2 separate regions of the Homo sapiens genome follow, and region 1 is linked to region 2. A link is a contact called in ENCODE Hi-C or POLR2A ChIA-PET data. All regions are on one chromosome and are shown on one strand. The core of a region is the stretch at or near the end of the contact, and the rest is flanking DNA. Distances in the headings are between cores, read along the strand shown.

Region 1 (3,688 bases), core at 16-2,515, 210 kb before region 2:
GTCCCGGGCGGGCTGCGGGCGGCGGGCGGCGGGCGGCCGGGGCGGGGCGGGAGGCCGGGCTGCGCTCTCCAGCTCCGGCCGCGGGCCCGGCCTCTCACCACGCCTCCGGCTTTGTGAGCGCGCGGGTTGGGGCGGGGGGGTGCTGGCGGGGCGCCCACGGCGCAGCCTCCCGCCTCTATATAAACACACGCATCGCCTCGCTTTGGACTCAAATTCACATTGAGAGAAGCTTTTAAAACCACCAGCCCTGAAATCCTGCCTCCTGCTTTTCCCCCTCTTTCATTCCTTTTGCCTTCCTTTCTTTTTTCCCCATTTCTTCCCCCAGCAGCAACTCCAGAGCCGAGAGACCGCGTCCCGGGACGGACTGCCTTTTCTTAATTGATACAATAGCCCAGCTCGGGTTTTCCACCTCCTCCCCCAACCCCACCCCGCCTCACCCCTCCCGCCCGCTGCCGCCGCCGCCGCCGCCGCCGCCGCCGCCGCCGCCCCATCGCCCGCCCGGGGCTCTGTCGCCGGCTGCGTCCCGTCCCGGCCGCGGCCCGCCGGCTCCGCACCCGCGCTCGGGCCGCAGCGCCCGCCTCGCCGCCTCGCCCGCCGCTCCTGCCTCGGGGGTGCTGCGGCGGCTCTGGGGCTCGAGCGCGCCGCCCCGGGCAGCCCAGGGACTTTTAGGCTCCGGCCTCTCCACTCGCCTCAGCCAGGGAGCTTTCTCCCTCGCCCCCAAAGTTTCTGGGTTCGTTGGAATTTTTGGATTCAGGAATTTTTTCTTTTTTTCTTTTTTTCACCTAGGAATTTTGGGGCCATACTGCAATACTTTTGACAAATCGACCGCACTTTCTCTCTGCTAGCTCTCTGCCCCCTTCTTTTTTTCCGAGCAGGGGAAGGGGCTTACGAGAGAGAGGCTCCCTCTGGACAAAGTTTTCCAAAGTTTTCCGAGTGTGATGGTAGCGGGGAGAGCAAACCCACCAGCTTGACTCACGGCTTCATCTCACCACCCCTTGAGCAGCCCCTAAGCCCGCTATAAAGGAACAAACAAACAAACAAACAAACAAAGTTGCACCCCAGTCGCCTCGTGTTTCCTCTCTTCTTTTAGGCAATTTTTTTCCTCCCTCTCTCCGCTCCCCTCGCAGCCTCCACTCCCTTTCCCTTGGCCCCTTCCTCCTTCTCTGTTTCGGCTGGAGGTGCCAGGACCCCCGGCCGCAGCCTCCCCTCCCCCGCCGCTCCGGTCCCCTCCCGTCGGGCCCTCCCCTCCCCCGCCGCGGCCGGCACAGCCAATCCCCCGAGCGGCCGCCAACATGCTCTTTGAGGGCTTGGATCTGGTGTCGGCGCTGGCCACCCTCGCCGCGTGCCTGGTGTCCGTGACGCTGCTGCTGGCCGTGTCGCAGCAGCTGTGGCAGCTGCGCTGGGCCGCCACTCGCGACAAGAGCTGCAAGCTGCCCATCCCCAAGGGATCCATGGGCTTCCCGCTCATCGGAGAGACCGGCCACTGGCTGCTGCAGGTAAGGGCGCGCTCGCTCCGCTGCACTCCGGGGTCCGCTAGCTGCGAGCGCGGGGCAGACGGAGCGGCGGGCCGGCCAGGGGGCGCCGGGAGCCTGAAGGCACTGGTCCCCGCCCCGCCCCTTCCCTCCTCTCTGCCGCAGCAGCCCGGGCTTCCCCAGCCCGCCGGCAGCGCGGTTCCGGGACCACTGGCGCCCGCGGCGCAGGTTCAGGGGGCTGGTAAGAGGGGTTCCCGGACCTGAGGGGGCTCCCAAGATGGACTTGCCTGGGTCGCGGCTGGCCTGGCAGGGGGCGTGGAGCGCCCCGGGGGCGCCTAGCGAGGCGCGGTCCCGGGGGAGGGTCCGGTCCTGAGCCGCTTTCGCCTCCCCTCGGTGCTGCAAGCCCCCAGTCGCCCTCGGCTTTCTGGGGTTGGCTGTGTCGCTGGGAGCCGAAAATTGAGTCGGGAGAGGAGGGGGCTGGTGGCAGCTTGAATTGCCGATTTAAAACTGTGTTCCTGCGGCGCCGTCGGCAGCGCCAGGTACAGTGTCCCTGGTCCGCGGTCCGCGCGAGTGTGTCTGTTTTGTGGTGGAAGAGGAAGAAGGTAACCCAAGGAAAAATGAGAATCCAGGGCTCTAGGCTTTCGGGGAAAAGGGTCTATTTACTTATTGGGTGGGGACAGTTTGGCAGGAGAGGGAAACTTGGGAGAGGTGAGTGTGGGATCCATAGAGAGAGAGTGCGTGTGTGCTTGTTAGATGCCGCACAACCCCACTCTGCTGGTGATAACGGGGGTGAGGCGCGTCAGGGACCAGACCCAGGTAGGTAATGGGGAGATTAACCTGGAGTTCACCTCATCAAGTGCCAGACAATCGCTTTTGCAATGTGATACACACCGGTTTTCTTCTTGGGGTGGGGGAGCGGAGCGCCTCTGCAGTAACTGCGGGAGGTGTATTTGTGTGTACGCGCGTTTGTTCTGTTAGGGGAAGCAGGGATGTCCTGAAACTGACAATCCCCGCACTAGAGAGGTGAAGCGAAAGGTGAGCGCTGCGACCTGTGGGTTTACAGGTGCGAAAGCTTGGCTTGAAATTAACAGACGCGTGCAATCCGCGCGCTCGCGCACACACGCACTCACCCTGCCCCGGGACGAGTGACAGCGGAGCGGGGGCGGGGAGGGGGTTCGAAGTTCCTCTGCCCTGTGGTCTTTCCACGTCCCGGATTAGGCCCATCTCTTTTTGGGGTTGTTCGTGCAATGAGGTGGGGGTCCTTTCAACCAATGGATGTATCACCCCCCCACCCCCCGCAAAGAAATCCCCAGAGCCTTTCCCTCGCCACCACACTTAAAGTGTCAACTGCAGCGGTGCTCTAGGCTTTGGGCCGCGAATTTAGGAAATAAAATAACTTGGGCAACGGCTCCCGCCTTTTAGAGCCAGTCTGCTGAATCCACGGTCTGTCACCACCCACCCCCACTTCGTTTCCTGACCTCTCTGCCCCCCCTCAGGTCCCCATGACCTTTTCTCCGAATCCCACAAGAGCCCCTGGGGGTCAGCGTCCAACCTGCACAGAAGTTAGGGAGGAGGAAACCTAAGCCTCCCCATCCCTCCAACCCGGGGCCCTAGATCTGGAGGTGAGGAGGGAAATAGGGGGTACGTGTACAGGAGCGCCTAAGGGGTTAATGAGAGCCCTCTGAATCCCAGCGTTATTTTTTCGGAGTCATTTATCAGATTTTACGGGGGGACCTCCAAGGGCTCTCCGTTTCCACCGAGCGCCATCTAAACAGAGCCCAGGGCTAAAAATACAACATTTTTGTATAAATTGGACTCGCGGCCCGAGCGGCCGCCCCTATGAAAGTACTCTTTGTGAAGACCGTGGAAACGGCGGACAAATAACTCTTTATTAATGCCACAAAAAACGCACTTTAATTATAGTTAGGCAGATCAGAGGCGGGGGGTGGGGGCGAGGCGGCGGCGACCTCGGAAAATTCACAACCCAACTTTTGTGTTGAAAGAAAAGAAAAACAGAGGAAAAGAAGGAGAGGAAAGACGGAGAGTGAGACGGAGCGAGGGAGACGGGTATAGCAGACGGAGGGAGGGAAACCCTCGCCTCACCACCCCTTCTGTCGCACCCCACCTCCGCCTAGATTTTTCTTAAAGGGGTAGACGCCGTCTAGAAGGGCTGCACGGCAGGGGGAATTATCCCCGCCTTCCAGCCTGGGAGGGGG
Region 2 (3,496 bases), core at 305-2,804:
CTCTTTACTCTTTAAGTTGACTGCCCACTTCCACCCAGGCCTGTGGAGTGAAGGCCAGGTGGCAACATCTGCCTTCTCCCCTTCCCCCAGCCCCTCGCGCCTGGCTGGCCACATCCACGAAATGTCCTCAGGGGAGCTAGCATCGTCTAGCAGTCAAGCAATGGAATACATGGAATAAACAGGGGGTACTTTGTGAAAAGGGAAGAGAGGATACCCAGTGCCCCATCCCGGTTTAGTTCACCAGGCTTCCATTTTTGCCCCAGAGCTCTGTCCCTAGCAGTGAAGATGGGCGACACCAAGCCATCAGCACACTCATGCTTGGCCCCTTTGGGTTAGAGATAAAAGGCTGGCGTGCATTTCAGACACAAAATCATTGCCTGCTGGCTGCTTCCTGGGATGGAACCACTTTATTGTCCCCAGGGAGCCCACAGGACAATGTTATAGCCAACTAGGGGGCCTCTGTTTTCTTTAAAGCTGTGTGCAAAATCCACCCACTGAACAGATAGACACCTCCTTCGCAGAGCTCTTGGCAGAACCCTGTGGGAGGCGCTGAGTGCAGTTGGGGGGTGCTTCCTGCCAGTTAGGCCCCTCCTCTCCTATGAGCATTTGGCTAAATACAAAATTTCTTATATCATTTTTTTCATTGCTTTTCTCATTTTCTTTTTTAAGCCCCCAGTGAGGGAGAACAGACTCTACTTTCATGAAGCTACACTTGCTTAAACTGTACATGCTGGGATGGGGATGGGGACATTTGGGGCTATCTTAGGCAAGGCCAAAGAAGAGGAGGGCATGATCCAGCCTCCTCCAACAAGCTGGCAGAGGAGGTTGTGTGTGTGAGCATGCATGTCCCTAACTGCCCCCTGTTAGAAAGGATAGGAAACCAGGGGTTCTAGCTCAAGCTTCACAACCAATAGGCTGTGTGGCTCTGGGGGAGTCAGGTAGCTTTTCTGAGCCCCAGTTTACCCATCTGACATGTGGAAACAATATAGCTCCTCCCACCCCCTCAGGACTATTGTGGGTATTAAAGGAGCTAGAGTCTAAAATAGCATTAAAAATACTGATGGCTACACAAAGCAAGGCAACGCAGTCACTCAGAGCCATCGTCTCTTTCTTGAGGGCAGAGACGTGGCTTTCTCATGTTTTGTATTCCCCAAAGCACCTGGTACAACCCATGGCAGGTGGTCAATCAATACTTGTTGAATGGATGAAATAGAAGACATGGTCCCTGTCTCTGTGGAATTAAAGATCTAGCCGGGAGACGGTGGTGGGGATGAGAAACACACAATGGAAGAAACTTAAGAAGAGTAGGGAGAGGCCCTCGTTAGCTCAGACACCTCTAATTTAGAATTTGTGATGCTTTTACAAGGCCAGAGAGGAATTGGACCCTGCTGATGGGAACATGTGCTGAACAAACTCCTAGTGGGAACAAGATAATAATAACAGGAGCTACTGGCCTCCGGGCAAGTGTTGTGTTCCAGATGGCAGAGGGAGTGCTGTGCCCTTTGGCAACACCCGGTTGCATGGGAGCAGTTAGCATGCCAATCACAAGTGAACTCTGACCTCATCTCTGAGGCAGCCAGTACCTTTCCTTGACCACACTTTGTTAATGGCCGTTCTGGGTGACTTCATGTATTTAAGGAACATAAAATTTTATTTTGTTAAGACTAAACTATTACTGGCCTCCCTCTGCCTCTTCCCAAGCAGCTCGGATCCTTTCACAGTTTTCAAATAGAGTTGATGACAAAGCACATGTAACCAACTCTATCATTTCCCCAAGAAGAAGGGATGTGGGATCCTGCTACAGCAATCAGGGGGACCCCTGGGCCTTGCAGAGAGCTTCTGGGCTGTTGGAGAGCCTGAGACAGTTAGCCACTGCCCCTTCCAGGACCACAGTTGCCCCAACAAAATGAAGAGTTTGGACCAAATGAGTGTCAGCATAGGTGCCTGCTGCGCTGGACTCTCCTGGCTCTTGGCCCGAGAATGTCCCAGCCCTGGAGTTGTGGGAGAACATGATGCCTCCTCTTGGGCAGTGCTCTGGCCAGGGGAGATGTGCACACCATAGGGTGGAGGCAGAGGTGGCCTGGGTTGTTTTGTCCATGCGTCCTGGCCTCAGACGGTTTGGCCAGGTTCCCGGTGGGGACTGGCCTCAGACAGAGGGAGTGTCCAGTTAAGCCCTGCCAACTGGGGCTAGAGAGGAGGAGGCAGGGGCTGGGGCGTCAAGGGAGGGGGACATCATCCAATTTCCACAGACCAGGCTGTTGGGAGCTGGCCCAGGGGTCTGCAGAAGGCCAGGCCCCAGGCCACCCTGCCCCTCTGGGAGTGTGACTTCTGGGTCCTCCTTACATGAAGCCTCCCCTCTCCCCATCCTGGGTTAGGGCAGAAGCAGGGCCAGGAGGGAGTGAAAAAAGGACAAAGGGATGACATCTCAAGGTGGTCCCCAGGGAAGGTTTGCTCTTTCTCTAGACACCCTTTCCTCTGGAGTCCCCGTCCTGGGCAGGAAACACGCAGCAAATGGAGGGGGAATGATTTCAGTTGTCACTGGCCTTCCGGTAGCCCTTCTTCATGCAGTCAACAGCCTGCAGGGCTCTTGGAGGGGCCCTGGCTTAGCCGGTTTTCTCCCTTCGGTAGCCTCCCCACCCTCCTCTTCCTCTCTGTTCTCCTTCCTCACCTCCTCCCCCGGAGGCTTGGCTGGCACTCTGGTCAAGCTTTGCAGGAAGCCAGTGCTGCTGGCCTGGCCCCAGGGAGCTGTACCGCCTTGTAGTTACAGGATGGGCTGCAGCCTGGCACCTATGTCTCCTGGGTTTGGCTGTTCTCTGGGTTTTAGGTCTCAATGTCCAACAACTCCTGGAAAAGGAAGGCATGGGACCTTCCTCTAGATCTGACTCCAGCGGGGGACAATTCCTGAACCCTGAGAAACTGTGGAGCAGCATGGGGGGACAGAAGGGGCAGCTTCGAGAGAGAGGCTGCTGACTTGCCCATTCGGCAAGGGTGCTGTCTGGCAAGGGCAGCCGAGCCCACATGTATGTCCTGCCCCACCTTGAACTGAGCACTTCCTGTCTTAGGGCAGGATGGGGCTGCCGCTGGCCCACATGGTACCTTTGCGCATGTTAGACAAAGGCACTCCTTCCTCGGGATGGACACAGCTCTTCCCCAGGGCCAATCTCTTGGCAAGAGGAGCCTCCACCTGGCCCCACAGCTGGGTGCTCAACCAGATAGGCAATCATCAGTGAAGCACAGCCAAGCAAGGGTAGCAGAGTAACAGGGAGCTGAGCACCAGGAATGTGAGGGTAGTGGGTGACTCCTGGGAAGGTCTTGTGCAGGGAGTGGGATTTGCTTAGGGCCTTGAAGGGCAAGTCGATTTCACAGTGGTTGAGATTCCAGGCACGGACAAATGCATGAGCATTGGCGTGGAGGCTGGCAGGTGAGAGCCGAGGTCCCTGCTGGGGAGAGGGGTGTGTGGAGAGCCCAGTGTGGAGATGGTGTGAGCTTTCAGCTC

What was found. A loop is a pair of places that touch in the nucleus more often than their neighbours do. ChIA-PET counts read pairs that join two places held with the same protein, here RNA polymerase II (POLR2A).
Region 1: a map of gastrocnemius medialis shows a loop between it and region 2 (9-fold over the local background). The contact joins the promoter of CYP26B1 here to the enhancer-like site in region 2. A Hi-C loop is called at or near these places in 12 of 168 maps with a recorded cell type or tissue (PC-3, gastrocnemius medialis, heart left ventricle and 8 more). POLR2A ChIA-PET finds 5 or more read pairs at or near these places in 2 of 52 experiments (A673 and HCT116).

Annotation. Positions count from the first base shown.
Region 1 is chr2:72,145,439-72,149,126 of GRCh38, reverse strand. It overlaps CYP26B1 (cytochrome P450 family 26 subfamily B member 1), which reads left to right and starts at 1,265. Exons shown (of 6, transcript NM_019885.4): 1 at 1,265-1,496. The coding sequence starts at 1,293. RefSeq lists enhancers at 1,376-1,877, 2,067-2,589.
Region 2 is chr2:71,938,914-71,942,409 of GRCh38, reverse strand. No RefSeq gene overlaps it. Among named protein-coding and RNA genes, the nearest start is that of CYP26B1, 210 kb to the left of the region's middle. Within about 2 kb of position 1,554, at least 6 of the 41 ENCODE cell types and tissues checked have a DNase peak (open chromatin) inside an H3K27ac peak, as active enhancers do; they include gastrocnemius medialis, where a contact is called at or near this core.